Linked DNA regions of Mus musculus: all the other regions are linked to region 2. A link is a loop called in an ENCODE intact Hi-C map of the cell type or tissue named here. Cell type or tissue: left cerebral cortex. All regions are shown on one strand. Each heading gives the region's core, and the rest is flanking DNA. Links, peaks and the distances in the headings are about the cores only.

The links. Peaks named below come from ENCODE experiments on the same cell type or tissue, not always from the same donor. Only the 100,000 strongest peaks of a DNase experiment are listed, where the experiment ranks them.
Region 1: it touches region 2 in a loop (4-fold over the local background); 4 of 42 quality-filtered maps call a loop at or near these places.
Region 3: a loop joins it to region 2, with 4 times the contacts of the local background. A loop is called at or near these places in 5 of 42 quality-filtered maps.
Region 4: it touches region 2 in a loop (9-fold over the local background); 38 of 42 quality-filtered maps call a loop at or near these places.
Region 5: a loop joins it to region 2, with 5 times the contacts of the local background. A loop is called at or near these places in 2 of 42 quality-filtered maps.
Region 6: a loop joins it to region 2, with 2.2 times the contacts of the local background. A loop is called at or near these places in 4 of 42 quality-filtered maps.

Annotation. Positions count from the first base shown.
Region 1 is chr10:90,370,982-90,376,181 of GRCm38, reverse strand. The region is part of intron 12 of Anks1b (ankyrin repeat and sterile alpha motif domain containing 1B); the gene reads right to left. Among named protein-coding and RNA genes, the nearest start is that of Anks1b, 500 kb to the right of the region's middle. In left cerebral cortex, for the core only: a CTCF peak has its summit at 2,496 (motif pointing right); a DNase peak (open chromatin) is centred at 2,493.
Region 2 is chr10:90,078,836-90,084,035 of GRCm38, reverse strand. All of the region lies in intron 8 of Anks1b (ankyrin repeat and sterile alpha motif domain containing 1B), which reads right to left. Among named protein-coding and RNA genes, the nearest start is that of Anks1b, 210 kb to the right of the region's middle. In left cerebral cortex, for the core only: a CTCF peak has its summit at 2,181 (motif pointing left); DNase peaks (open chromatin) are centred at 2,204 and 2,707; H3K27ac peaks cover 1,484 bases.
Region 3 is chr10:91,029,638-91,034,837 of GRCm38, reverse strand. Apaf1 (apoptotic peptidase activating factor 1) reads left to right here. Exons shown (of 27, transcript NM_009684.2): 17 at 3,128-3,289. Among named protein-coding and RNA genes, the nearest start is that of Apaf1, 51 kb to the left of the region's middle. In left cerebral cortex, for the core only: CTCF peaks have their summits at 672 (motif pointing right) and 2,273 (motif pointing right); DNase peaks (open chromatin) are centred at 686, 2,268 and 2,888.
Region 4 is chr10:90,687,183-90,692,382 of GRCm38, reverse strand. All of the region lies in intron 17 of Anks1b (ankyrin repeat and sterile alpha motif domain containing 1B), which reads right to left. Among named protein-coding and RNA genes, the nearest start is that of Apaf1, 390 kb to the left of the region's middle. In left cerebral cortex, for the core only: a CTCF peak has its summit at 2,041 (motif pointing right); DNase peaks (open chromatin) are centred at 2,057 and 3,321; H3K4me3 peaks cover 596 bases; H3K27ac peaks cover 2,158 bases.
Region 5 is chr10:90,577,286-90,582,485 of GRCm38, reverse strand. The region is part of intron 15 of Anks1b (ankyrin repeat and sterile alpha motif domain containing 1B); the gene reads right to left. Among named protein-coding and RNA genes, the nearest start is that of Apaf1, 500 kb to the left of the region's middle. In left cerebral cortex, for the core only: no CTCF peak of the experiment used is centred there; DNase peaks (open chromatin) are centred at 2,342 and 4,470; H3K4me3 peaks cover 2,882 bases; H3K27ac peaks cover 4,000 bases.
Region 6 is chr10:90,362,610-90,367,809 of GRCm38, reverse strand. The region is part of intron 12 of Anks1b (ankyrin repeat and sterile alpha motif domain containing 1B); the gene reads right to left. Among named protein-coding and RNA genes, the nearest start is that of Anks1b, 490 kb to the right of the region's middle. In left cerebral cortex, for the core only: no CTCF peak of the experiment used is centred there; no DNase peak of the experiment used is centred there.

The DNA.
Region 1 (5,200 bases), core at 543-4,542, 290 kb before region 2:
ATTAAGTCCAGTGCAGCAGTCACCATCATGCAGTCACCCAGTGCCACCAAATTTTACATCTAAACTAAGTTCATAGTAGATAGGAGAATTCTGATAGATAGATAGATAGATAGATAGATAGATAGATAGATAGGTAGGTAGGTAGGTAGATAAAAAAATCAAATGATCATTCACTTATTCAAGTATTTAACTTCTGTTGTAAGTTAGTCACCATTCTAGGCATTAGGGATACTTTTTGTTTTGAGACTCAATCCCTCTACTTAAGGGGCTCATGAAACTCAAATAAATGTGGCCATATATAATTTGCAAGAAGTACACACAAGGCACCAAACCTGGTGGAGCTAGGAAAGGCTACACCTAGGAGATGTGGTCATGGGGTCATGGAGGTAGAGGGCTCATGAATGGTGCCTGCGCCCTAACAAGAGCTTGGAAAGAATCCATTTGTCTCCCCACGTAGACACATAGAGAACGTTCTGTCTATGAACCCAAAAGCTAACCACCAGGTCTCCTCGATGTACATTTCCCAGCATCCAGAAGAGAAATACTCTTCCATTGTTTCAGTTATCCAGTTTACAACTGGGTGTGGTTGCACATCTTTAATCTCAGTACTTGGGAGGCAGAGGCAGACAGAGCTCAGTGAGTTTGAGGGCAGCCTGGTCTATATAGTAAGTTCCAGGATAACCAGAGCAATATAGAGACCCTGTTTCAACGACAACAACAACGACAACAACAGCAAATTAACCAGTTTAAAATCTTTTAATATAGCAGCTTTAATAAACCTTTAATTAAATTACCTGACAGAATTGGACTCTATCAGGCAGACTGGATGGGAAAACATTTCAAGTTGATAGAATTGAGGAGCCATTTGCACTAAGAATAATACGCTCAGGAGTGCATGGTATATTTGGATAAAAATAAGAAACATGATATGAGTAAGTTGTATTGAATAGTCATTTTTGGTCTTGCTCACATAAAGATTCTTTTCTTCAAGAATGGACAGATAACAATTTTATTAACTTTAATGGACATAATAGCTAATCGGCTTATAACATATTATATTAAAAGTAACTGTGAAACGATCTCACATTATTAAAGTAAGTAGTAGAAGTCCATATCAAATTCATAATGAACCACTTGACAAGAGCTCTGTGTTACACACTTTATAAAATTTCCCTAGAGATACATAGTTCCTGGGGCATCATATGGATATTCATGTGTATTGGCTTTTTATATTGCTTCAGTTTATAAGCTCCTATAAGCTTATAAAGTTTATAACTATTGCTGTAAGTTTATAACTGTCATAATCAACAGTTTTCAGGGGGCTTTCAAAGTGATTTCTTTTAAAGTTTGATTGGGTTTGCTTGAGACAGAATCTAGTACAGTAATACAGGGTAGCCTGGAAATCACATCACAATGTCGTCAAGGCTGGCTTCAACTCAAAGCAACCCTCCTGCCTTAGCCTCCTGAATACAGAGATTAAAAGCAGGAGCCACCCTAGTTTAAAATGACTGTTATAACTGAAAAGCTTCTTCTATTACGACACACATTTTTAACTATCCACAAGGTATGCATGCACACATTTTAAAAAAGAGTTTTCTTTTTCACAGTGCAAAGGATCAAACCCAGTGCTGCGTACACAGCGATGAAGCACACGGACTTCTCCAGCAGTAGACCAGGACGATCCAGTATGTGCATGAGAAAACGAAAGCTCTGCTGGCTTTAATGAAGAGCTGGGTCTCAGAGACAGGAAGTCTAGAGAGGAGGCATCAATAATGCAGGGGTTTTCGGTCTGGATGGTCCCTAATCCAGTCTCCCATCCTTTATCTTATATCTCAAGATTTCATTATTAAAGCATTAGCCTCACAATTTATTACTTATTCATACAAAAATATTTTTTCAGGGAAAATAGGAATGATAGAAAATGCATAAGTGATACCCAGGTGGGGTTGGAGATGCGAGGTAGAATCCTTCTCTCTCAATCATGTAAAACCACAGAGAACAAGGGATTGGCATGGATCTGAACTGTGCCTTGGGGCCAGGCAAAATGAGAGGCTCCTTACCCAAATGAATAGAACATGGGGCACTGTAATAATCCTCTACCTTTGTATTCCTTGCAGTGAGTTTAGAGGCTCATAACACTGTAGATTTATCCAGATGGTTTACATGAGCCACAAGTCTTAACTGGGTTCTGACTAAGGTCTAACTAGGCTGATATCCAGGCAATGGTCAAATCTGCAGTGCCAACTTAAGTGTTCAGGGTCCTCTCTCAAGATCCTGTGATGCTGGCAGAATTCGTTTCCTCACAACTTTAGAGTTGTGTGGCTTGCTTCTCCAATGCCAGCAGCACTGGGAAACAGACTGTCGTTTCTAGTCACTAGCTTCTAGATCTTGTATTAAGAGATCACATGACAGGTACGGGTTTACTCAGCCAACTCTGCTAGGGGTTGAGTCTGTCTGTAATGCTCATCTCCTGGGATTTGGTTTGGTTTTAATACATGCCTTCCAGCAGATGGCGCTGTTTCATGCTCCTGTACAACCTTAGGACATAGGTAGGGTTGGTTGCGAAGTGGGTGGCAAGTCTTAGGAGCTATGGCCCAACTCCATTTCACCTTTCCCTTCTCCCTCTCCCACTCCTTCATCCTTTCCCTCCCCCTCCCCCTCCCCCTCTTTCCCTTTCCTTCCTTTTTCTCTCTGTGTGCCTCTCTGTCTCTATGTGCCTCTCTCTGTCCCTCTCTCTCCATCTTTCACTTCCTGTCTCTCTGTCTCTCTCTGTCTCTGTCTCTGTCTCTGTCTGTCTGTCTGTCTGTCTGTCTGTCTGTCTGTCTGTCTGTCTGTCTCTGGTCCTTGATATGAAAAGCATTGTTCAAGCAGCCTTATGCCCATGTCTCACAAGAAGCTTTGACCTCATCTTCCCCAACACAAAGGACTGTACTCTCTCAGACTGAGTAAAAAATGAATCACCTCTTCCTTAAATTACTTATATCAGGTATTTTTCACAGGAATGAGAAAAAAATAGTATGATCTTTTCTTTGATTAAGTTAAAGTCAATGATGGAGAATTCGATTGCATCTACCACCCACTCCCATACACACTTTGTTATAAAACACACAACAGAGTTACGGCCTATCATCACCTTTGTCATTGGCAGCAGTACATCACAGCTTTCATGTACTCAAGAGGCTAGGGTTCAGAACGCAGGCATCAGGTGCCGGTTTCAGAACTCTGCCTGCCACAGGTGCCAAGCAACAAGTAGAGGAGCGATCGCTTCCAAAGTCGAGCTAGGGAAGCAGAGAGGAGCTGCTCTCTCTGGTACATCGAAAGCTGCCTGGAGCTTCTCTGGAACAAGTTCTGCCTTAGGTCTTCCGATGACGTCACACAAAAGCAAAGCCCTTGAAAAGCAAGCACCAGGGTCAGTACAAAACCCACCTTCCTTCTGTCACAGCCAGGGATACAGAACAGAGCAGGAAACACTCTCCCAAATGGAAACAGTAGCACCAGAGGTGCACAGAGAGCAACGCCCAGTTGTATGGACATCCTTTTCAACCAGGGGTACGGAGGGGTTTCTCCCCAGCCGGCAGTATAGACTGCAAATCCAAGGAGACTCCCCCAACCCCAACTCCATTTTCTGTTTGTCTGTCTGTCTTTTTTTTTTTTTTTTAGTTTTTCAAGACAGGGTTTCTCTGTGTAGCCCTGGCTGTCCTAGAACTCACTTTGTAGACCAGGCTGGCCTCAAACTCAGAAATCCGCCTGCCTCTGCCTCCCGAGTGCTGGGATTAAAGGTGTGCGCCACCACGCCCAGCCCAACTCTGTTTTCTTATACATTAAAATCCTATTTCCCCTCAGTTTCATATTTAGCCATAATAATCACACGTATGTCTCACAAATATAACTGATTGGAGAGGGGCAGTTCAAGCGATTCAAAAAAAAAAAAAAAAAAAAAACAATCTCAGCAGAGAAAATCAAATCAAATAGAAAAACTATTCATCACACTGAAGTAGACAGGGTAATTAGAGAGAAGATACACGCTGTGGTGAATTGGATTCTCAAAGAAAATTCCAGACAATGAAGCAGTTAGATTTTCACCTGCATTAGCTCCGGGTAAAAAGCAAGAAAAAATCGAGTTAATAAAATGCTGTTTGAAACAAAGGAAGATCTCTCACGACATAACATCTGTGGGATTGTGCCCCTCGATCACTGCCACCTTGTGTCTCCTGGAATTTTAACCACTGGCTGTCCCCCCTGGTGACACACATCCAGTGTACGGTGCCACCCATCCTAGGGCACATTGAACTAGGACATGGAACAAGCAAGAAGAAATCCCAATCATGTGCACAAGTCAGTCCACTTGCTTGCTCGGAGCGACATTAGAGATATCAGATTCAGGTGGCCAGCCAGACTCACTTCACCCGGATGCTCCATACATGTGCTGAAGACTTAAGAATCCGGGTTGTGCTTGCTGCCTTAACTTGGTGATACCCTCCCTCCCCAAAAGTATATATTCATTAAGCATTAGTAACATCAACTCATTTAAGCATCTATGCTTTCCCACGTGTATTTTTTTTTTTATTTTGTAGTACTAGTTCGATGGAAAAAAGAATTTCAAAGAAGAAACTAATATATATATATCCACCTGCAAGTTCTGTTCCACCTACATCCTTTCCATTCCCAGGGCAGGTGAAGAGATGTCCTTGGGTAGGAGAAGGTGGCTGATCACGTCAACAGCCTTGAAAGGCAGATGCTACCTTAAGGCAGCAGATTTCGGTCTGAAGAACACGAGCAGCCTGTTTCAGGTGGGGAAGGAACTGACCAAGTTTCTGGTGAAATTTCAGAAAGAAAGGTGGGCATGAGGCAGGGAAGACAGAGAAACGGCACTGCATGGGTCTCCTGGGATTTTCCTGCTGGGCTTTTTGTCTTAAAAACAACAACAATCAAGTATCTGAGAGGCCACATTGAAAGAAAGACCTGGTTTCCTAGTCTCTTATAGATTCCGGGCGTCGCCGCATCCTGTTGAAGTTGATAGTTCTACATGGAAAGGAATAGGATAACCTTGGAGATATATTTCCTGAGCCCCCCTTCTTTTTTTATTTCCCTGAGGTATTGATGAAACTCAGAAGTTCTTATGACTTCCTGAAGGGGGCCTCGGAAGGCCACTGGGCTGAAAGCTGGGTGGGGTGGCATTCAGCCAGCTTGGCAAAAGGAG
Region 2 (5,200 bases), core at 432-4,431:
GAGAAAAGTTGACCAGCCATGTGAGAACTCAAAACACAGCCTGCTCCTACATGCAGGCGGTCAGAGATGTAACTGAGCAACTCAAGTTTAGGACAGGTGTGAGGTGTGACGATAAGAATATTTATAAGGGCACAATTTTCCAGGCGGGAGATAGTAGCACCCAGAAATTGTATCAGAAGGCAAGTTGAAAATGAGCAACCTGTGTGTGCATCTTTTACCCATGGATCCAGGGAAGCAGGGTGGGAGCTGGTAGCGAGACCCGTTCCCAGAGCTTAGGCAGGGTAGTGGAAGCTACACACAACATAGACCTCCTCATCACAGAGTCTATTAGAAGCAACGTGTCAATGTATACCACACAAAAGGCAAAGCGACAGCCCTTGTGAAAGGTGAGAACCACGCGGCAGCTCTGAAGAGCACCCGTTTTTCTCAAATACCTTCCTAGAAATTCTACAGATAAAGTTCTTCCTAAGGTGAAAGGAGGGTCAGAAATTGATCATTCTCATTCTAGGTTTTTTTTTCTTTGCGTGCACTATATATCTAGTGCATATATTTCTTAAAGATACCAGCCAGGAAGTATTAATATAGGACCACAGATTGCAGCTTCTATGTATTTTAATTCCTAGAAAAATCTGCTAAGAAAACTCAAAGCTGGCTGAATATATGGCAGCTCTGAGTCGTACTTCTCAAACTTTTGTTCCAGCATAAAGATATAAACCGTAGTTCGAAATTTTCTCCTGACCACCATCTAGGTTTACCACCACTTAAGACTTGGCATCACTATCAAAAAGCGCATTTATGCCGGAGATTTACTACTAACCCTGTAAGAAGAGCCCTTTACTTACGTGTCAGAAACATACAACAAAGTAGCCACTGAGGTCTCTCTATCCTAAAACACATCAGAACATGTTTGAACGTAAGCCTCATTCCAGAAACAGAACATACACTGCATGTGCTTGTATGTGTGTGTACAGGTATCTGTGTCCATTCATTTGTGTGCAGATACGCCTATGTGTGTGTGTGGGGGGGGGGGTGCAACTGCACATGGAAATGCTCACACGGAAGCCAGAGGTCAAGTTATGGTGTTACTCCTCAGTAGCTGTACATCTTTGGGGGGCAAGAGGAGTCTCTCGCTGAGACCTGAGGTTTGCTAAGTGACTTAAGTAGATGACCAGTGGTCCCCAGCTCCCTGCAGCCTCCATCTCCCCAGCCTTGCGACTGTAATATACCACTGTCCCTGGCTTTTCGTTATCTTCACAAGGGTTCTGAGATCTGAACTCGGCTCTTCACATTTACACGTCACAAGCACTTTACCAACTGAGCTCTACCCGCAGGACCAGCATCTGACTTCTGGACAATCTAATAAAATAGCTCACACTTCAGAATCTGGCATGCAATTGAAGAGTCCGCAGTAGAAGCGTAAGTGAAATAAGAGAAGTGCTACACACTGGCTGAGTAACACAACATTGACCATGCTAGCACATCCCTGGACAAACAGAGAGCGCTGGATGCGTCTGTATCTGGAGTTTCCTTCAGGAAAAAGAAAGAAAAGAAAACGTTTCTTCAGGCAACAGTCTTACCCATTTCTTTAAAGGCTAATAAGACAATAATGCTTTTTCTATTTAAATCTAAGAGAAATATCTTCCCGATCCAATCTGTCATAATCTTTATATTATATCATATCAGAGTTTCTACAGCCTGTCATATTCACCTTTAAGAATTGTGTATATTGTTTATATAAATGAAGAATATAAATGAAAGTGGGGCTTAGGAAAATAAATGAAAACAATAGGAAAAAATTTAGATCATTTTATATTCTGTCAAAGACATAAACTTCATAGGCTGGTAACAAATATGATGATATTTCTTTAAAATTCATATCCGAGATTATATAATGTTCTGATTCAACTTGGAAAATGGTCTCATAGGCATAGTATAAGAGCATTCAGAACAGATTAACTTTTGAATTAAAATGCAAGCAAGGTAAAATAAAATTCTAACTTGAGCTGGTCTTCAAATTAAATATAAATCCCACAATATTAATAATAATAGGGAAAGACTTTTTAATTCATTTATAATAGTAAAATTATTCGTATAAAATTAAACATCTCTGATTCAAAAAACTGAACGTTCTTACATAAGAGAGCTGATTTTTGGCTTAAAATCCTGCACAAGAGTGCCCTCTACTGGAATAAAAGAGGAAAGGAAACTTGCATCGAACTCAGAAGGGTAACAGCTAAAAATACTCTGCGTTCCAGCTCCATCGCTAATGTGTAAAATACACTCATGAATGATAGGAAACTCAGAACATGTTTTCCTTTTATTTCATAATTCCCTAATTACTTGTGCAATGACGCATAGCACCAAAATGAACAAGCCCAACATTTTGGAGCGTCTAAAACTAAATCACATTCAGACTGGTGGCTCATCACATTGCTAGAAATATAAACAACAAACAAGAATGTTTTTCTACATTTAAAGCTTTGATACAGTACGAAAATAACTTTGCAAGTCCAAACTGGTGTCAGAACATAATTTGAATTCTCTTTCATTGTCAAGCAAAACCTTCCTGGTAAGAAGAAAGTTTCTACCCCTTCCTGATACACATACTGATGTACCAACCCCCAGAGACAGTAGAGCACAGGACTCTGGGAGGTGTCCAGGTGATGAGCGCATAGCTGTCAGGGGTGGGTTAATGCCCACAAGCAAAGCCAGCTGACAGCTGGCTTTTTCCCTCTGTCCCCAGTCATGTGGGGAAACAATGTGACTCTAAAGACGGTCACTCCCAAACCAGGAGGTGGTCTCTTAGCAGATGCCTGCTTTGCCTGCAGCCTCCAGGAATATGAGAAATGTTTGCCTTCAAGCTACACAAGGTACAGTAAATTGTTTAAGAGTCAAAACTAGTCTATTCCCTAGTTCTAGAACTTAAACACAAATGATTATGCTAGATAACTGAAGAAGTAAGCTACAAGATGTATGAGATGTATGAGATTTGTTCAGAGAGAGAGAGAGAGGGAGAGAGAGAGAGAGAGAGAGAGAGAGAGAGAGAAAGAAAGAAAGAAAGAAAACTTAAAATTGTATGACGTTACTAGGACCTAAAGTTCTACTCTCATTTTAGACCTAAATTAGCTTGTAAAGGTCCTGGCAGGATTTCTGTCACTAGATCAACTGTGTGCCTGGTTAGAATACTGTATGGGGGTTCTTTAAAGATATAAATAAATAAATAAATAAATAAATAAATAAATAAATAAAACAGTGCTTAGAACAATTTTTTTTTCCAAACGGGGTCTGGATATCTAGCCATGGCTGGCCTCAAGTTTGTTGTACATCCCAAGATGGCTTGAATGTACGATCCTCCTGCTTCACCATCCTAAATCCTGGTACTAACAGATGCACACCATCATATCCAGCTCCCTCAATGGCTGTTGGCCAAGGGGGTATGGTATGACATCTCAGTGCTTAGTTTGTAAAGCCTTTCCTGGTTACTCTAAGACAAAGCCATTGATGAGAACCACTGTCTATTCTGAGGATATGAAACAACCCACCACCTTTACCTTCCAAAACATCACCTTCAAGGAACTCCCTGGAAGCTTATTCTCCTGACCTGCCTTTGTTCTCTGGTGATACGGGGAATGATACACGAAATGACTCTGGTTTCAGAGCCAGGATCTGAACCAAGGCATTCTGGTTGTGCACTTGTGGGAAAAAAAAATGATCAAACCTCTCTGAGGCTTCCCTCTCTCATCTGTAAGGTCCACCTTGGAGGATAATTGTGTGTTAGGTTTTATCATTATCCATGTAACTTTTATGTCCACTGTGGTAAGCATTCTTTGCAAGATATACATGGATTGTCACTTCTGCTTCTGCACACACCATTTCTTCAGGCTCTGGGCCTTATCCATATGTGCAAAGCACACCTTCCCCTTTTCCAGGACCCACTTTAGTCTTAACCTACACCCACAGTGAGCCTTCAGTGAACGCCTGTAGATCTCTGATCTCTCACTTCTTAAAAGTTCCACTGGCCACAGGGTAAGTTACTATAAGAAATCCTATAAGAAATACAGCTGAGAAAATAAAATACCAACTCTTAGTTTTAAATCAGTGGCTCTCAATCTTCCTAACACCGTGACCCTTTAATACAATTCCTCATGTTGTGGTGGCCCCACAACCCATAAAATTATTTTGTTGCTACTTCATAACTATAATTTTGCTGGTGTTATGAATTGTAGAGTAAATTTTTTTTCTGAGATAGACGTTTGCCACAGGGGTCATGACCCACATGTGGAGAACAACTGGTTTAAAACCTCACTACGGTACATGCTGTATCAAGTCCTAAATTTAGAATTTCATTGGTAGGACTGCTCAGTGGTTTATCTCTTACAGAGAACAGGGTATAGCATGCACCTATCAAGCATCAACCCATAATATATGTATTTGTCTTATATGTTACTCTTCTCTGCAAACAGCAATTGAAGACTACTTGAGATTATAGTTTGAAACTCTTTGAAGTCACCTACAGTCTTGCTTATTACACCTACATAGCTATAATTTTAAACATGACAATAGCTACTTATATTAGGCAGTCAAAAAGCACTTTATTTACCTGGTTGTATAGCAAGGGAATGATTTATAGTAAAACTCAAGAAAAAACAAAAACACTTCAACTAATGGAAACAAACATTAGATAGACAGGATGAATACAAATAAGATGCAGGCCATACAGAAGGTCAATGAAATTGGATTACGTTTTCTAAATGCAATGACCAGTTTCTATCACATTCATTCTCTGAAAGGCCAGTTCCAATGATGTCATTTAACTGCCCCAAATCCTTTGTGCTTTTCTCATTTCCTAAGGAATAAATACCAGAAGTCTTAGCCTGATATTCAGACTACCCCACACCTAACTTCATTCATGCTTCTAAGTTTATTTTGCATCCTTTCCCCTTGGTGGATTCTATTACAAATAAATAGGGTTACTTGATCCTATGTATACTGTCTGCTGTTTTACCTAATATAGCCTTTGGTATTTCGGTATGACAGTTGTTTGAAAGAATATTATAATGATTTGTCACTCGAACAAGGAGTGTAGGGATACCTGGGCTAAACTTTAAAAGACTTAAGTTCAACATGTGGGCATTAATTTCTCCCTTGCCACCACCACAGTGCAATCTCCAGGTAAGAAAAGAAAGCAGCCACCCTTTCC
Region 3 (5,200 bases), core at 637-4,636, 950 kb before region 2:
ATCTGTCTTTTCAGCTATAAGTTTTTAAAAACTGTGTATTTAGTATTCACTGGATGCTAGATACTATACTAGGCCTTTGGGGTTTAAACGCTAGAAGAAAAAAGTATGCCCCACAGTCTGGTTATTCAGAATAAAGTTAGGGAGATGGCAAGTGGATAAACAGTGACAAAATTATGTTCCAGACTGATTTCTTTTTAATTTAAAGATTTTTATATTATTTTTAAAGTTATGTGTATATGTAGATTTCTGTGCATGACTGACTGACTGTGCCTGTGGATTGCCAGTTGTTACAAACCCAAGGCAATGTTTCCTCCTTCTGACTCCGTCAGTATCAAACAGTTCAGCAGTGAGGGGTGCACCCCTTGAGTTTCTTAACCATCTATGGCAGGCTGATGCCAGGTTCCCTTTTTTAAGTTACACTACCTATCTTTCTGTCTGTCTGCCTATTTTTGCGTACGAGTGTGTACATCTCACAGCACGAGTGTGGAGGCCAGAGGACAGCTTGCAGGAGTTGGTTCTCTGCTTCTACCATGGTGCGTTCCAGAGACTGAGCTCCAGCCAGCGGGCTCGAGGTCTTACCTGCTCAGCTGTTCCTTTTGTTAGCCTGCAGGTCCTTTCAGGTTTCAGTACAGCAGGTGGGAGTTTGTGATTGATCGCTGCCCTAGCTTGCCCAGCAGATGGCGCTCTGCTATCTTTCTTCCTGTCTCCTGGCCTGTGCATTCTTTCCACACCTTCAGCTGCTGTGTTGCCTGGGCCTTAGAGGCCTTAGACGAATGGTAGGAGTGACTTGTTTAGGACATCACTGTTGCCAGCGTGTTGTCAGTCATGGGTCTCTGCATTCATTGTCATTTCATTGTGAATATGTGTATACTTTATTACCGGTCTTCAGCTGATGGACACACCGATTCTATTTACTAGCCAGTGGTGTGGCCAGTTAGTCCTGAGCTCAGAAATGTTTATGTCATGTTGGTCAGCGACAGGTGTTTGATTTCTGTATTCGTGTGTGAGTGTCACTAGCAGTGGGGGACAGGCATCACTCCACTCAGGGAGACCTGCCTGTGTTGATGACGGCTTTCCCACAGAGCTATTAAGCCAGTGTCACTGGCTCTTTGCACAGGCAGAGGTCCAGCAAAATGATGTTAGATAGCAGCTTGTCAAGGTCAGAGCCTTGTAAAGCCTTTACTGTCTGAGAGAATAGGAGCTGTAAAATTATCGATGCCCCAAAGGCTCTGGGATTCTCTAAGCTTGTTGTAGGGTATCATGTAGATAACCATGTGGTTTTCTGGGCCTCAAAGAGAAATGGTCTTAAAGCGTTTTCTTTAAAGATTGTTAGTTAAAGCACACAAGAGCTTAGGGTGCACAGGCACCCTGGGAACGGTGCAGTGGCCTCCTCAGAATACAGTGGTGTGGCTGTGTCATCTCCTGATGTGTGAAACTTTATCATTGTCTTCTAGGGGCTGAGCTGGCTGCAGAAGCTCACACAGTGTTGGTAGGTGTAGTGAAATTAAATTGTGTCAGCCTGCTTTTAGTTCCCAAACCTAAGTTTGTCCTACTAACTGTATGATTTCTCATAGATTCTGAATGTTAGGACCAAAGCTCTGCCATTTGGTTTGTTTCTTTTTAAAACTTAGAAATTACTTTATTTAACGTGTGTGTGTGTTGACATGCTTGGAGGTCAGAGGACAAGTTGGCCAGTCAGCTCTAGCCATCCCTCATGTGGGTCCTAGAGACTGAACGCAGGCCACCAGGCTTGGTGGGAGGTGCTTTCCCTACCCCTGACCCATCCTGCCTGCCTGCCTTCTTTCTGTACTAGATAAAGAAGGCTAACCATGCTAGTGCCTGTCGTCTCTTTTGTTTTATTTTACACAGAGTAGACACAGTTGTCCCAAGGGGAAAGTGTTAGGGTTTGGCAGCCTTTTTTGGGGGAGGGGATTTGGTCCAGGACATGGTAACCCTTTTGAAGCCAGAGCACACCGCTCACGCTCAGGTCTGAGAGTGAAGGTGCATCCTTTCAGGGGCCGTTGCTTGTGTGGCTGTTCCAGAATAGGGCTTAGAGTGTTTCATAGTCCATTTCTCAGAGCTGGTTAGTTCTGTGGCACTCCATAGCCCTACCCAGCACAGCGGAAGCCATGCTTCCTCTCACTATAGCTTTCAGTATAGTTCCTCCTTTAGGGGTCTCATTCTCACTGGATGCCCAGCAGGCACCGGGGCCCAGTACAGTTTGCTTCTGCGCTTGTGGTAGATGTGACTTGCATCTCCTGCTTGTCCCAGTAGAGGGCAGCAGCAGACAGCTGTGAGTCCCTTTTACACTCCTTCTCACTGTCAACACCAATCTTTAGCCACTTTCCACCCTGTGCAAGGCCCAGTTAACTTTTTTCCTTTTGAGATGAGCTCTCATGTAGCCCAAACTGGCTTCAAACACACGATCCTCCTGCCTCAACTGCAAAGCACTAGCATTATAGATGTGTCAAACTGTATGCAGCTCAATTAACTTTTTATCTAATTTTAGTGACTTTGGGGTTTTGTTTGTTTGTTTCTGCAAAATGGAAGCTGGATTTCTTGCTCTCTTTTTCTTTCTTTCCTCCCTCCCTCCCTTTCTTCCTTTCTCCTTCCTTTCTTTTTCTCTTATTGACTTTACATCCAGATCATAGCTCCCCCCTCCCACTTTACAAGTTTCTCCCTCCATTGCTTCTTCCCATTCTCCTCAGAGAAGGGGAGCCCCTCTTGGGTACCACCCTAACCTGGGACATGGGCGGGGGGGGGGGGGAACCTAGTTCCAGCAGGACCAGGCACATCCTCTCCCACTGAGGCCCAACCCTAGGCAGTTCAGGTAGGGGAAGGGGATCCAATGGCAGGGAACAGAGACTGAGGCCCTGATCTGCTGGTTAGGGGACCCACATGAAGACCAAGCTGTACATTTGCAGCAAATGTGGCGGCGGCGGGTGGGGAGGGGGCTAGGTCTAGTTCTTGCAGGAAGCTGGATTTCTTAATTTAAAAAACTAATAAAAAAATAGGCTTGTGTAAGACCATCCATTGGGCAGAGCATGTTTGTATGACATTTAATCTAGTTGGAATTCTAGAGGAGTGTGTTGGGAGTAAAGCAATTTTGTTTTTTGTTTTTAAACAGCTTTGGGATGTGAGATCAGCAAACGAGAGGAAAAGCATTAATGTGAAGCGCTTCTTCCTGAGTTCAGAAGACCCTCCAGAGGATGTGGAGGTGATCGTGAAGTGTTGTTCCTGGTCTGCAGATGGTGACAAAATAATAGTGGCAGCAAAAAACAAAGTCCTCGTAAGTCCTGCCAAGTCCTGCCATCTCAACCCACTCCACTCGGACACAAAGTTTCAACCTCTGTTATGTGTGTGTTGTCCTGTCCCCCCCCCTCCCGTCCAGCTTAGCTCTGTTATTTGGCGCAGGCTTCCTAACTGCTCACAATTCTTAGAAGCCCTGCTCTCTGGGGATATGGGCGGCCTCGTAAGAAAAGGTCATAGTCATGCAAGTCAGAAATAGTTTCTACTCTCCCAGGACACGCAGTAGGAAACAGCATAGGAAAGCCGACACCACAGGAGCAGACTGTAGCAGTCCAGTGTTCCTCCAATTTATTATTTTCAACGTTTTATTTCATGTGCATGGGTGCTTTGGCTGCATGTATGTCTTTTTACCATGTATGTAATGCCGTGGAAGCCAGAAGAAGGCGTTGGATCCCCTGGAACTCTACATACAGATGCTTGTGAGGTGTCACGAGGGTGCTTGGAATTGAACCCAGGTCCTCTAGAAGAGCAGCCGTTGCTTCTCACTGCCGGGCCATGTTTCTGCCCCACGTCCCCTGAAGTTTATTTAAAAGAGAATACTTTCTTCATCACTTAAAAAAGTTTTTAAAATAGGTTGATTTTGGTGATTTTCAAAATACCTTTAAAAATTGGTTTGAATTATGTGCATGTATTGTGTCTGTGTGTGGAGGTGTGCATTCGAGTGAGCAGAGGAACCTGCTAAAGCCAGAGGCATTGGCTGCCCTGCAGCTGGCGTGACAGTGACCGGGATCCTCCTGATCGGGGTGTTGGGAAATGAACTTCTGCCCTTCTGAAGGGCGTGCATGCTCTGAACTGCTGAGCCGTCTCTTGAGCCTCTCAGAGTGTCTTTAATTCTTTTACAATTTGATGGCTCTTTAAGAACTGAATGAAACTGTGAGATTTTTCCTAAAGTAAATAAAAACAGACAAAAAAGAAAATGGTAGGTCTCATGCTGACATCATGGTCTGAGTACACATCAACATGTGTAATTTAAAATGTAAACCCCCAAGAGATGTGGATTGCTATGGTGAGAGGTCTAATGGGTGAGATGGGCTCTCAGTAGACACAATGGTTTGTCCAAAGTTGGACTGTGAGAGCCAAATCCTGTGGTTCATGGACATTCTGTGCTAATACTCATTTTAAAAAGCATGGCACAGAGGTATTAGAAGTCAATGGTACCATCATATATTTATATATAAGCTCATTGAGGGACTGGGTGTGTGCTTACTGATCTAGTAATTGTGAATCTGGTCTTTGGTTACTTGTAGACTTATGTCCCTCTAGCAGGAAACTAAGATGAAAAATATGTCCGTTTGTCTTAAGTGTGTTAAAGTCTGTAAAGATAGAATACATACAATTAATTTGTAAAATTTGAAGACTCAAAATTCGATTTTTGTTAGGATAAAAATATATACTGTAAAATTTGCCATTTTAAACTGTTTCTTGCTTTTTCTGATGACTAAGGTGTGGATTTAGGGTCTTGCAAATATAGGTACGTGCTTTATCATTGAACTACGACGACCTCAGCTCTTTTTCATTTTTACTTTGAAATAGCATCTTGCTAAATTGCTTGAACTCACTAGTATAGCCTAGGCTTGCCTCAAACTTGCAGTCTCTTACTTCAGAAGCCTCCTTAGAAACTGGAATTAAAGATGTTCCTAGATAATTCTTTTTCTTTCTTTCTTTCTTTCTTTCTTTCTTTCTTTCTTTCTTTCTTTCTTTCTTTCTTTCTTTCTTTCTTCTCTCTCTCTCTCTCTCTCTCTCTCTCTCTCTCTCTCTCTTTCTTTCTTTTTCTTTCTTTCTTTCTTTCTTTTTTGAGACAGGGTTTCTCTGTGTAGCCCTGGCTGTCCTGGAGCTCACTCTGTAGACCAGGCTGGCTTTGAACTCAGAAATTTGCCTGCCTCTGCCTCCC
Region 4 (5,200 bases), core at 441-4,440, 610 kb before region 2:
AGCACAGAATTGATTCTCCACGAGAGGAGACGTCAGGATTTCATCTTCTAAAGTAGGCTAGTCTGATGGCCAATGGACCTAATAAATAAACTCTCAGCATCTCACAGGTCTGGTGACTCCACTATCGTGCAGCCCGTTTATCATCCAAGTCACTGTACATTGATTTTGACATTCTTGATCCCAAACATTTAAGAGTCTGATAAAGTTTTCTGTCTGGACCTTTTACTTCTTATGTCTCATGTTCTTAAAGATGATTTTCATTAAAAAAAAAAACAACAACAAAAAACCTGAGTCAGAGGGGCTGGAGACATGGCTCAATGGCTAAGAGCACTGGCTGCTCTTCCAGAGGCTGAGTTCAATTTCTAGCAACCACATGGTGGCTCACAACCATCTATAGGGGGATCTGATGTCCTCTTCAGGCAGGCCTATATGTATATGTATATGTATATGTATATGTATATGTATATGTATATGTATATGTATATGTATATGTATATGTATATACACACACACATATATATGCAGCAGAGCACTCATACATTAAGTAAAATTTAATAAATAAATAAACAAATAAAACAGATTTAAAATTAAAAATAAAAATCCCGAGTCAGAGCTTACAAAGAATGATCTGACTACCCATAATTCCAAATGCCATTCTCCTTTGTTTGCTCATCAGAGCTGTTGTGGTAGACTGATTGGCCCGTATTCTCCATCCATCCCTGTGCCTATGTAAATTTACAGCTTGTTCTGTGAAGAGACAGGTCAGATCCTCTCCTCCCATGTTGATTTGGGTATTCAAAATAGTTCCTGTCGGCCATTTGTTAGGAGATGAGCTATAAGTAGAGGTTCAGCACAGAGCATGCCCAGGGCTGGAGAGATGGCTCAGTGATTAAGAGTGCATACTGCTCTTGTAGAAAACTTGTTGGGTACACCTGCCTCTGAGGCCTCTGGTCCTCATGCACCTGCATTCCTATGCACATATGCCCACATATATACACATACACATATACAATTACACATACACACAATACAACAAAACACCTTCAAGACATCTCAGTGCACACCTGTTTTTTGTTGTTTCTCTTCTATTGTAAGGATGCATGCTAGAGGACTGGGCAGAGAAATAAATCCTGGTCATGTCAGCTGTGATCATCCAAGACCCCGACTTTTCTACCCCAGTAGATCAGAGCCAGCTACAAGTGTGTGTGTGTGTGTGTGTGTGTGTGCGCGCGCACGCGCGTGTGTGGTCGGATGAAATTGGGAGAAATTTCCAGCCTAGTCTGGCTCATAAACCAAACAACTGCCAGCTGTTTTAGGGTGTGTATTTTTGCACGTTTTGTGCATGCGGCAGAATGGCAATCACTCACAATGCTTCTGTCAATCTTGGGAACGTGGAAACTGGATGGTTGCTTAGTCTTCTTTAAAGGAGAGAACCTGAGTGCAAAGCGCTGTGATCATATGTTCCTGGGTTATTTCTTCAAACCCGTGAGCGGTATCATCAGGGGCATAGAGAAGGTTATTAACTCAGATTTCAGGGTCTTGGAAATGGAGGGTTCAGGGTTAAGTGACTTGCCCAAGGAAGGCTTGTGGAGGAGCTAGGATCTAAAGCCTTGAAGAATTCTTTGTGAAACTGTGATTTTTTTTTAAAGCACGGTTACTAATCATTTTCCTTCCTTATTCTATTTTAAGGCATCTATAAACAGGTAAACAGAAGTGTGCTGGTGAGTAATATATGCATATTTAAAGGAGCCCTGTCACTCAGATTAATCTAATCTGTGGACTGCACTGTTTCCATTTTGGTAAAAACAATTTTAATCATGTGGTATTTGAAATTTGTGTTCGAATGTCTACAAAAAAATAAGAGTCTAATGAGTGACAAAGAGTCAGGAATAGGGAATGGTATAAAACTGACACAGAATAAACTTCAGTTCTACTCGAAAAACCACCACCACCACCACCAAACAAAAACAACAAAAAAAAAAGAATTTGGTTTTTCATTTAGTACCCTGTCCTGTACTTTAGGTACATTGCCACCAGGTGGCGGTAGAGCGTCAGACAAAAGTCTGTACAGTAAAACTGCTTCCAATTCTGAGGTTCAAGCTAACAAGCTCTTTGCCTGAGATCAAAAAGCATTTGAGACCACACTTTGCAGTTTAACATAATACATTCTTTAAAAACCAAAATAGCTTAAAATTAAACTCCTGGCAATCCTTACACATCTTTAAAACAGATATGAATTCTAAGCCACAGAATCACCGAGCTCATTACTATTCGTTCAAGGTTTCCACTGATTTCCATAATGGCGAATAGGAACCTTGTACCCTACCTTGATGGCTGTGTTGACCTTCCCCGTTTTCTCTGGCACATTACTTACTGCCCGTCTCTGGCAGGATAGCATGCATTATAGGTTTCAAAATTCTTAATAGTTTTTCTGGCTTTCTTTGTCCTTTAAGCATAATATCGGATTGTCTCTTAAAATAGAAACGGAACGATTTCTCCAGTGGATCAACATGCAAGAGTGGTTATTTGCATTTATACGCATTTGCATGTATGGAGGACGGCTCCTTTTTATTTTCTATACTCTATAGGGTATTTCATTAGGTATGTCTCTCAAATCTCACGGGAGCACGAGCAGTTTGTCATAATTTACCAGCGACACAGCCGAATTTCTTTAGTAACAAGTTCCGTCCTAAATGTCTTGAAAAAGGAAAAAGTCTCTTCAAGAAACAAACAAAAAATTATCTGTTGTATTAGAAATGTGAGAAAACCAGCAAAACAACAACAACAACAACAACAACAACAACAACAACAACACAAACCTCACTGGCTTCACTACAATGCTCTTTATTATATGATGCAAAAGTACAGTCTCAGAGAATAGGGACTACTGAGCTGCTTTGGAAAGTAGAGGTTCCCACCATTATGGGTCATTACATTTAAAATTTGGGGCAAATTCCAGACAGGTTTAGATTTGTTAGGTTCATGGCTCAGGGCTGAACGAAGAATCCAAGGCCTCTGGGTAAAGCCGCTATTCTGCCCTCCGTTTCAAGAACAAAGATCTGGGTGCCACCAGGTCGCTGCTGAGGGTCAAATGTCGGTGCACACATAGCTGCAGGTAAAAGCTCTAGCAGTTTTGTACCTAAAAATCAACATCGAAGAAAAGGGGGTTGGGTGGGAGACCCTCAGAGACTGGAGTTGCGGATAGGAAAGGACAGAGAGACCTCATTCTTGCAGACTGGCGTTTATACGTCAGATGGGGTAACCTGTGCTCCCCCAGCCCCCACGCACCGCCCCGTGAGCTGTGGGTGGAAGAAGCGAACACTGCTAGCTATGAAGATGTGTCCCAAGGGACCGGTTTCCAGCCAACTCTGGGAAAGTGATCTGGGGAAGTCACCGAGAAAAGGCAAAAGAAAAATAAAACCGGAGAGAAGAGAATGGGATGGGTAATAGCAAGCTGTCATTTGAGCCTCCCAGGAAGCCTAGCAACCAGCAGGCCAGATATTATTGTCCTCTATTTATACACCAGAAACCAAGTCCCAGAGAGGGAAGTGACTTAAGACCACATACTGAGTGGTGGATATAGGCTTCAAAGCAAAGTGACCCGATTCCAAAATAAAGATGAAAGAAAAGAGGGCACATTTGAAACCTGGCTGCACGGTGTGTCTTTCTCTTTATAAACAGTAAGTAAAATTTCCATCGGACAGAAGCTTAGCCTCCGAGGGGTCAAACTGAAGCCACGTTAGCCACCATCAAAAGCTTCCGTGGAATGTCTAATATTACCTTGTTCCTTTGAATACTGACTATAATTTACCGTCCTTTTGATACATGGGGTTTCGATTGTGAAAACCGACTCTATTTACTGACTTCTAATTTAGGCATGCCCTCAATGCTAGAGGCAGCCAATGGTGTTTTTATCATCATCATCATCACCATCACCATCACCATCATCATGATGCCCACCATGGCCTCTGTGCCTGATATAGACATAGCTGGAAATGGCTATATTACAGAGTTGCTGACTCAGCTACTTCTCCCTAAGTATGCCAGCTTCTCGCCATGCTTACCTTTTTTTTTTTTTTTTTTTTTTTTTTTTTTGATCATGCTATGCTCCTGGTTAAAATCCTTTGAATGGTTCCCCACTGGTGACAGAGGCTATACATTGAAATCACTTGGGATGCTTTCAAGCACTTCACGCCCAGGTGCCTCATGTGAGTGAGCCCCTGCCGCAGCTGTTTGGATGTGGGGTCCACGCTTAGGGGATCTGGAGGAGCATGGAATCCAAGTTTTGCTCAAGGTGGAATCCCAGCGCGCGCGTGTGTGTGTGTGTGTGTGTGTGTGTGTGGTGGTGTCGGGGAATCACGCTGACTTTCCTCCCTGAAACAAGCAACCATAAATCTGCAGGAAGCTCTGGCTTTCATGCTATGAGAGACAAGAGAACAAGGACCGCGAGGCCCAGGGCAGTGGAACCAAATCAAGGGCACGCGCACACTCATCTGCAGGAAAGAGGGCCTCAGAAGCAGCTGGGAAAGCCGCTAGAGAGGCCAGCATGGTGAGAATTTGCTGGGCAGTGGGGAGAGACTGCTAAGCAGCTCTTGCTTGTGAAAAACCTTCCAGAGGGCAGACAATGAAGCGCCCCGAAAGACTGGTGAAGAAAACCTTGAGAGCCAGAATCAGGCTGGTAATAGTTTCCGTGCTATTCAGGCGGGAAAACTCCCGGATTTCAAGGATACAGTTTGGTTCAAGTACTCTGCACCTGTCTCCAAGCAAACGGTGTTCTAGTCTTACCTGATGAAGCTTAAGCACAAGATGAGGACTGTCCTTCTTCTCTAGAGCACCTCTGAAGCGATATTGATGGAGATACAAAATTATCCATCCCTCAGCAGGATAAAAGGCGAAACGTCTGTGTGCAAATAAAAACTACCCTAGCATGCAAAGAACGAGGAGAAAATCAGCAGACCCTAACCAACCTTGAGCCGGTGTAGATGTTAGAGTCGTAAGGGTATTAAAGGAATTATTACAACTGCCCCCCTGCACATTTAACAAGTTTAGAAGAAGGATTGGAGATGTTAAAGAGAGGTTTGAGGAACGGGCAAAGACTCAAGTCTGAGTTCTGGAGTCTCAACCATGAAAATGTAATGGATAGAGAGAGAGAGCAATTAGCTGCAAGAAGAAAAGAGTAGTGAACTCAAAGACACATGAG
Region 5 (5,200 bases), core at 698-4,697, 500 kb before region 2:
GACATCCTCCCTGAGAGTCAGCCTTTCAGCATGGTCAATCTAGCACATGCTCTCATTTCTGACTTGCTGTGCAGCACAAGCAATCAGTATCCTTTCCCGGGCTAATGGCATGTATAAGAACAATTAATAGCTCTCGTGACACCAACATTTTCTCCTGTACCTTTAGACAGCTCAAAATATTAACATAATCACCCCAAACAGCATTGCTGCTGGACTCCATGAGTAAAGCAGATCACTAGGGAGACAAGACCATGCTGACGAGAAGTCAGCCTTTCTCTGTCCCCTACCACCCATTTGCTGTTGCTGCTTCCTGTATTTGTAATTTAGCTGTTGTCCAGATAAAGAATGACTCCCCTTTGGCACTGACTGATAGATACTGACAAATTTTAAATGTCAATGGTTGAAAAACAAAAAAAAAAAACAAAACCAAAAACAAGCCACTTTTGTAAGAATGAGTCCACCACTGCTGTCTGTCCTAAATGAGTTTGGAAATGTATAGATGTTTTTTATAATATGAGGTCATCCACTCAATTCAAAGCCCAGTCTGCTTCAGAAACAGGAAGATAGAGGAAATGGACATTTTTCTCTTATACTTATACATCATAAAAACTTCCTAGATTTGCCTGAAAACATTGTTAAGTAAGAAATCATCATGGAATGATTAGTCTTAGCCATTACGGTCAAGTTATTTCTGTTGTCTACAGGTCTAACTTCTTACTTGGATGGTGGTTTGCTAAGACTTAAAAGGTCATTTTTTCCAGACCAGCTGCAAAGCAAACTGAGCTCTTTGCTCTGCAGCAAAGTTCTGGAAAATAGGACAGATCTGTAGGTCTATTAGCATGTAACATACATGCACCACAAACATGGGAGAAAATTTTCATTTAAGTATGTACCTATTGGCCTCTCTTGCTTCCATCTTCTGTTGACCTCTATAACCTCCAATAGCTCCTTGGGTCTTTTTCAGTGTGTAACGGGAACTTCTCATTTTGACCTCCAGTTTGAGCTTTATGAATGCTATCCGCTCAAGTTCCCAGAAATGCCAATTTGTGTGTGGCTTCCAGTAGTACCTTTATAATCAATTCCATAAAGCCTTTATCCCGAACACTGGTCAAATCACCTCAAGTCAATAGGTCAACAGGAGCTGCTAAAGGAATGATGCACTATACAATTTCATTCTTTTCCCCTTTAGAATTTACAAATGTAAGTGTTGGGTAGTGAGGCCAGAGAGGCTCTGAGTCAGTCCTCCTCCAAGTAATAGACCCTTTGTAATATGATCTTCACACCACCAATCTGCTGTAGTACTGCTTAGGAGTGATAGATGCTATCACTAGCTCCATTTGCCTTGACTTTGAACTCCAACAGATTGTTTGCCTTTTCCATTATGTATTTAACTTAATATAGGAAAATCTGCTGATTGATTCTGATTGTAAGAAAAGATAAGGGGCAAGATTCCTGTCTTATATTCTATATGCATGAAGGAATGTTTGTGGGATGTGTAGGCAAATACTCAGGACAACAGTATGCCTTGACTGAGGGTCATGTTTTGTTCATCATCATATCCCTAGTAACTAACATTTTCTAACACATGGAAAATATTTATAGAGGACTCAATTCCACAGTGAGACAACTAATGCTCCATACTCTCATTGACCAAAAAGATTTTTAGTTTATAAATGAAGGTCCAGTCATGTCAATCTGTTGTGTATGTGGTGTTTACGGGTGAGTTTCTAAACATATAGCATTATGTTAGGAGCTGTGAGAAAGGCAAGGAAATCACACACAAAACAGACTTGCTGAGTTTCTCTTCTAGTAGAGAAGACAAGATATAGACGAATGGGAACTTAATTCCTAACTCTAGAACGATGGCTGCAAAATCCAACCACTAAGCGAGTTTGGAAAGACAAACTACTATGGACTAGAGTCCTTAAGGGAAGTTATGTAAACCAGGCAGGGAGAACTTTGAGAATAAAAAGTATAAGGGAAAGAAAGGAAATGACAGTCCCCGAGAAGCAGGAGAGGACATAAGGAGCAAAGACATAGAAATAGAGGGTTTGTGATTTGGACAACTTAGGGAGCAGTCATCTAACTCAGAAAAAGAAAGATGGCAGTAGCAATAAATATAATAAGGGAAAAACCAGCAAGTCTGCATAACAACGAACACATCCCTAAACTCCTTGTTGGGAAAATAAACAGCATTAAAACTTAGTCATGTTACATACACTGCAAAGGCTGAAGAAGCACAAGGCTCAGAGGACCCCACGGCTTCCCCAGGTCTGGTGAGAAGCAGGGAGATTGTGCTTATGCGGGGAGCAGATGTGATGTCTTTAGAGGAAGCAGGCAGGGCGGGACTAGGGAAGACTTCAGACGCATGACTGGTGAGGGCTTGTGATGTCAACACACACATGACTTCCCCAAAGTCTTAGCTGGCTTAATTAAGGCTCTGTTGTAGCCCTTCTTGAATTGTACCAATTTCTATTTATTTGTATATTCTTAATGATGCTTTGGATCTAATCTCTGTCCTTGATGTCCTATAAACCAGGATGAAGGCACAGAACAAAAGTTTATAATTCTTGTACCTATGAATCAAGGGTAAATATTAAGAGCCCGAGGAGAAGTGATGAAAGACAATAAAGAGTTAAAAGCATTTGGGGGAGGAACTTCCTTCTTCTCTAGCCATGTTCAGGAATCAGTATCAAGTCATCTTTACTAAAGTTAATGATTGTCATTAGATAAAAATTAACCATATATTATGTCTATGTTTAAGAGTATATAGAATATATTTAGCAAAAAAAAAAAATAAGCCTTGAGTAAATGCTTTCTTCAAATGTTATTTACACGAAACATTTACACTTAACCCACAAGTAGAATATGTTTCCATAACTAAGTGCACGCATGGATATACTATGGCATTTTAACCAACATTAATTATATCCTCTTGATGTCTACTGTCTTCTTCTAAAAAGACCTACACCACATCATGGTTAATGGGAGCGTGGTGCTTGTTGCTTAGGCAACAGAATGAATAAATGCAGGTCAGAATATGCCACAAGAAAAAAAAAAAACAAAAGCTAGACTATGACACCGAATGGAAGCTGAGCAGGTCTAACAGATTTTTACATTAATGAAGTCTGTTTCTTAAAGTGGGCCAACCACAGAGGGCTTTAAGCTCAGCATTAAGTAGCCTACGGCAACCAACAGACTATTATCGTAAAGGTAGACAATCTTTTCTCACAATATTGGCCCCAAACAAATGGTGCATGAAAGCCTGAAATGCACTAATTGATGACACCATTGAATTGATGACAACGTTTCATGAGTTACTTCATCTTCACAATTAATTAATCCTTCTACATGGCAAATCAAAGCTGTTGTTTTGATTTTGTCTCATAGTACAAGTCCTTGGCATATCTGAGTTAACAAGGTGATCTTATATTCTGGAAGATTCCATACACTACTTGGAAATAAACAGATAAAGCCACAACTTAGGATTAGACGTTGATCTTCCTACGATGCTCTTTTTTTTTTTTTTGGATGTATTTGGTGCACAATTCTCACATGACTGTTCTGCACACTCTTTCTTCAAATTCTCTTTAAAACCAGAGAGATTACCTTCTCATTAAATACATTCAAAGGGGGATTATATTTGTTCATAAGTGTTTAATACTCAGAGGAAAATTAAGCTGAAAGTTAATCATCCTTCAGTATGGACGATTAACTCAGTGAATCTAAACTTTTCACGGATCAGAATGGATTTGGACCAGGGCTTGGGAATGACATGCCCTGTTTCAGGTAGAGACAGGGGGGAAAAGTAGCTATGCAGAGAAATGTAGTCAATATAACTAATGCCAAAACAATACTCAATTTGTTTGCTAGGTCTGGTAATTATTAATACCATCTGTTTATTGCCCTAAGTAAGTCTTAAACCTCTCTAGGGCTGCAACAACTTCCCCTTCCATCCTATTTCAACAGAGTCTCAACTGTATAACCAGTGACTGTCTGATGGACACAAGAAAAAGAAACGCATAGCTCATTAATTAATTAAAAAAAAACAACAAGATACCCCTAAACGGTTATATGCATATATTACTTGATGCTCATATGATAGACCACATTTATGCATTTTTAAAAACCTTGTAGGCATACACATTTTTTGGTAGGAGTAGAAGTTTAACCATCTTAATAACCCTCAAAGCTGTAATAATTCAGTCAACTTTGGAGAAAAGCAATCTGGCAAAAGGAATGTCAAAGCTCTGACTAGCCCTCAGAGGCTTATGAAGGTGCTGCAGGTGCCAGCCTCAGCATTTTATCTCAGAGGAACGATTAAGGACACCTACGAGTCATTTGTGTGCTACATGCTTGTGACATGTAGGTCTCCCTAAATTTAGGGATCAGTGATAATGTGCGATGGGACCTTAAAAGCAAGGGAAGGTGAGGAGAACCGTGATGTAGCTTGAAGGAGCTTAACAAGGGGAGCTGATGAGTGTCTGGGGAGGTCTAGGAATGATTAGAAAACTACATTGTCGTTTGCATGCCTCCCATCCTCCTTCTCACCTATATGCACACTGAGAAGTTTGCACACGCCCGGTTTAGACTGCACACAGACCAGGACTCGAAAGTACACCGATGCATTTGGTACACCAGCCCCTTTCTATACATACCCTGACAGCTAATTGACCCAAGTGTTTGTTTTTCACCTAAAGTAACAAACAATAAATACTTCATGGCTCTTCTGTCAGCATGTGCTTTCGCTAAGCTAAGCGACCGGCTGAAGCAGCTAGCTCAGGAAGGGTCATCCACAGGATTTAAACAGCCTATTGAATGATTAGCAGGGAAAATGATCTTCAGACCATCGACATAGCAGACTCTCTAATTAATCACAAATACTGATATTCACGCGGAAATAACATGTCTCCGGAATCCAGATTTAGCTGGAGCGTGGTATAAATCTAATTGTATGCTAAGATCGCAAATGTATAGGAAAGAAAAAAAAATCATACAATGAATGACAGGGAGACTAGAAATGTTAATCTTCGTTCAGAGCCCATAAATAGAGCTCTCACCAGTTCATACAACACACAGGTCTAATGGATGCATATAGATGCCATTTTCTAGTCAGTGTCTGTATGCACACAACAAGTTCTGTCCTAAAGGCATCCCGTTTTTCTGATGCAGTTACATATCTAAAGCTGATCCGTTTCCG
Region 6 (5,200 bases), core at 609-4,608, 280 kb before region 2:
TCTGGATTCAGTTTTCTAGAAGAAAGGAGATTCTGTCACGATTTGTTCTTCTTGTCTCCCTGCCTCCCCAGAATCTACAACACACCTATCTGGTGCCTTCTTACTGAGAAACTCAAACTTTGGAACCACCATCATACACTAGGCTGCTGTTTCTTGATCTTTTGATCTTTTTTACCTTTCGCTTTTTAATGAGCATACAATTATTACATGGTTTCTCACACTGCCTCAACTCACTGACAAACCACTGTCTTAACAATCTATTCAACTTAGCTTCTTTGTTACTCAAGTTTAGATTGAAATGACTAAACTGAGTTTTCCCCATCCCAACTACGGTCAACTCCAAACTTTCAGTGGTTTAAAAAGATCTGAAGTCCTTGAATCTTATCTTTTGTTCTTTTCATCTTATCAAATCTTGCATTCAAACACCAAAAATATGTTATCTCCACCTTCAAAATAGATCCAAAATTCCACCACTTAAATCCCACACTTACCAATATTAAAAAGAAATCCCTGATAATGGGGGGGGGCTGTGAAGGGGAGAAGCATACATACTGACAGCCACTAAGGCTACCTCAAGGACTAAAATAGCTAAGGAGATGGGCTCTCTGCTCAAGGAAGTGCTCATATGATGCATGACGGGCAAGAGCAGAGGGCACTCCTGGGGAATAAACATGCAATGATGTCCCATCTCAATAGTACTCCAGAGATTAGGGAACAGAATTGTTGACCCTCAAGGAAGAGTGGGATAGGTTTATAACTTACTGAACAAATGAAGATTATTCCAAGTGTTTTGAATGGAGACCAAAGTATATATAGGTACGGTCCTTCACGCCAAGTGTCTCCTCCAGGAAATCATACTGATAGACAATATTTGGAGGTGCACAGCCCCAGTGCTTATTTCCATGGTCTTAAGATAGAGTCATTCCTGGGTTCATGTCCAGTCCCACTGCAGACCCCTCGCTTCATTCTATCCCTCTTCTTTAACCTCGACTGTAGGAGTCTCTGTCCCTCATGGAAGCTTCAGCTCAATATCCCCGTTGAGTTTTGACTGTTACTTGTCTTTTGGTTGTTCCTTTCCTTCTCCATGCAAATTCTGCAGTCAGAATGACACTCTTTCACCCTTATTTCCTTGCTTTTCCATCACTTCAGCATAGCCATACAGCCAGTCCACAATCTGTGTAGAATTCTTCTCTTTGAGTTTTCTGAATTTGTTGTGGTCTCCAGCTGACCCAGGCTGGAGAAAGCGCAGAACTGTGTTTTGTTTGTGATTTGTGATCATAAGCATCTATTGGGCCTTTCCTTTGGTCGGGGGTTGGGGGAGGGGTCACTCCATGCCTCTTTTCTCTAAGCACCTATTTGAGCTCTTTTCAAATGCTACACTTTCACTGCCTCTCTTCCCAGCTGGAGATACCACCTTCTGCTATATAGAGAAAATACAAACTATCAGATTTTCTGTACATTGCCTCTTGCTAGCATTTTACCCATACCCCAAATATCTTGCATGTTGGAAACATGCTCCTATCTGGAATCAGCCTTTCCACTTATTTGACAAGTCTTTCCCTGTCTCTCCTCCTTCAGCAGAACTTAAATTTTCCTTTGGAAAAAATTCCCTGTAAAGACTAATAATGGTCTATACTTGCTTTCTTTAAGTTCTTACCTCATGTTTTTCCTTGTATACATTATGTGGATGTTTTGTCTATTAGTTCTGATCAAGTTGGTCTTATTGAGGTCATCAGTGACATCTATACTGTTAAATCCACAAGTAGCTATTCCTCATCCTAGTCCATGTAAGGGTTATGTCTAATAGAGCCAATTCACCAAGTTTCTTCCTCCTCCTCTTCTGCTTATCCTCCTCCTCCCCGCCTCTTCCTTCCTCCTCCTCTGCCTCCTCTTCCTCCTTCACCACCATCTTCTACTTCTTACATGCTGTGAATGTGTGTATGTGTGTGTGTGTGTGTGGTGTGTGTATGTGTGTATGTGTGTGTATGTGTGTGTGTATGTGTGTGTGTGTGTATGTGCGTATGTGTGTGTGTGTGTATGTGTGTGTGCATGTGTGTGTGTGTATGTGTGTGTATGTGTATGTATGTGTATGTATGTGTGTGTGTGTGGTGTGTGTATGTGTGTGTGTGTGTGTGTGTGTGTGTGTGTGTGGTGTGTGTATGTGTGTATGTGTGGGTGTGTGTATGTGTGTGTGTGTGTGGTGTGTGTATGTGTGTATGTGTGTGTGTGTGTATGTGTGTGTGTGTGTGTGGTGTGTGTATGTGTGTATGTGTGTGTATGTGTGTGTGTATGTGTGTGTGTGTGTATGTGCGTATGTGTGTGTGTGTGTATGTGTGTGTGCATGTGTGTGTGTGTATGTGTGTGTATGTGTATGTATGTGTATGTATGTGTGTGTGTGTGGTGTGTGTATGTGTGTGTGTGTGTGTGTGTGTGTGTGTGTGTGGTGTGTGTATGTGTGTATGTGTGTGTGTGTGTATGTGTGTGTGTGTGTGGTGTGTGTATGTGTGTATGTGTGTGTGTGTGTATGTGTGTGTGTGTGTGTGTATGTATATAGTATGAATACATGGAGAGCAGAGGTGACACCGTATGTCTTCTACTAGCACTTTCCACCTTATTATTTTTAGTCTTTCACTGAAACCATAGCAAACGATGAGCCAGGTTGGCCAAGTACCAGGGATCTGCCTGTTTCTGCTTCCCACCCCAGTACTGGCATGACCGATGTCCATGACCATCCTCAGCTTTTCAGTGTGCGCTCGGGATCTGCACTTGAATCCTCATGCTCATGAGGAAGGAGTTTACTATCAAGTCATCTCCGTGGCCTCACACTCTTTCCTTTGTGAAATTTTCTTTCCCTTAACTCCAGACTCCAGTGCCTGCCTGGTCAAGGATGGTGGCTCCTTCTTTGCACCCTTTGTCAGTGCTTCCTTTTATCCCACCCTCCACATTGCTCAGTTTTAGTCTTTCTTCCTTACATACACTCAACATCATATATATCAGTGGTTCTCATCCTGTGAGTCACAAACCCCTTTGGGGTTGAATGACTCTTTCAAAGGGCTCACATATCAGATATCCTGAATATCAGCTAAATACCTGATTCATAACAGTTATGATTCATAACAGCTGAAAAATTACAGTTATAAAATAGCAACAAAATAAATGTATGGTTAGGGATCACCAACACATGAGAAGCTATATGAAAGGGTCACAGCATTAAGAAGGTTCAGAACCACTAATCTATATAATGATGGTCACATTTATATCTGTCCCTTGGACCTTTAGCAGCCTGCTCAGCCTATCTTTTAAAAATATTTGATAGACACCTAGAGGTAAAATTAACACCAGATATTCAACTTGTTTCCTAAATCCACCCCTTCCACCAGTTTCTTACACATCAGAAGAGAGCAAGTTCATTCTTATTGATGTTTCTGACATCTTACAGGCATCCATAAAATTTTTTCCCACAGTGCCCACATTTACTTCTCTACAAAATTTTGTTGAATTTACGTTAACGATATGTCCAAAGTACCTCTGTTTCCCTCTCCCTTCTCTACTTTGATCTCAGTTTATGTCTTCATTCACCCTACTTGAAGCTGTACACTGGCCTTCTAACTGGACATCATAGTCCAGACTCAGCACAGTAGTCAGAGGCATCCTCCTGGGACAGAAATTAGATGGCGTGACTCTTCATTCCAAGGAAAAGACAGTCTTCAAAAGAAATGGCCAATTGGGCTTTAAGGGAACTAAGCATACATTCTTACCTGAAGATATTACATTTCAAGAAACTCATTTGGCTCATCTGCCTAAGATAGAAAATGCCCTACAGTGGGGAGTGGGAACTTGTAGAGCCCACCTTCAGTAGAAAGACAGGGCATCAAGTGGAGGGATGGGGTTGCCATCCCACAGTCAAAAACTATGACCCAGAATTATTCCTGTCTGAAAGAACTGGATGGACAAAAATGGAGAAGAGCCTGAGGAAAAGGAGGTCCAGTGACAGGCCCAAAGTGGGATCCAGCTCAAGGGGAGGCCCCAAGGCCTGACACTATTACTGAGGCTATAGAGTGCTCACAAAAAGGGATCTATCATGACTGCCCTCCAAAAGACCTAACAAGCAACTGAAAGAGTCAGATGCAGATATTTACCACCAACCGTCAACAGAAGCTGCTGACCCCTGTTGTTGAATTAGGGAAAAGCTGGAAGAAGCTGAGGAGGAGGGCGATGCTGTAGGAGGAGCAGCAGTCTTAAGTGACCTGGACCCCTGAGATCTCTCAGACACTGGACCACCAACCAGGCATCATGCACCAGCTGATATGAGGCCCCCAACACACATACAGCAGAGGACTGCTGGGTCTGGGTTGAGTCAGGGAAGATGCACCTAACCCTCAAGAGACTGGAGGTCCCAGGGAGTGGGGAAGTCTGGTGGAATATGGGTTGGGGGGTACATCCTCTTGGAGACATGGGGTTGGGGGAGGAGGTATGGAATGTGAAACAGAGGGTAGACCTGGAGGGGGATAAAATCTGGAATGTGAAAAATAAGATTAAATAAAATTTTTAGAAAGAAAGAAAGAAAGAAAGAAAGAAAGAAAGAAAGAAAGAAAGAAAGAAAGAAAGAAAGATAGATAGATCATTTTAGGGGAAAAAAGAAAGAAAAAGGAAATGGAGACCCTTCACTGAGCTTATCCTGCCCCTTTGCATGTCAGGCAATTACCCCAGTGTGGTCCTTCCTTCTTCGCTGATGACAGCTTCTCCCCACATCCATCCTCATCTCAAGTCCACTTCCTGCACACAACATTAATCCTTCCAGTTAAATGAGATGCTTTTTTACCCATAAGATTCCCTCAAAGCTTTTCTTGATGATTTCTAAGTTGAAGTTTTAATCACAGTTGAGGATGCTTTTAAACGGTTGCCTCTCAAAAGAAATCTGTTGGTTCACCTAAAGTTTTGCAACCAGCTTTAAAAGTTATGTTAGCTCTTGTTCTATTAAATATCATTTTGTCAAGATGAATGTATTGTACAATCATTTACAAAATGAACTGATCATATAATGCTAATTATTCTTCAAAGTCAAGAAAAGGCTCCAGAAATCTCTTCTGTATTAAAACTTTGTAGATTTCAAGTAAACATATTAAAAGGAAAGATAAAAACCGAAAATGTTAAGTAATATAGGTTTCTATAATTTACAAAGTAAATTCACCTAAGTAAA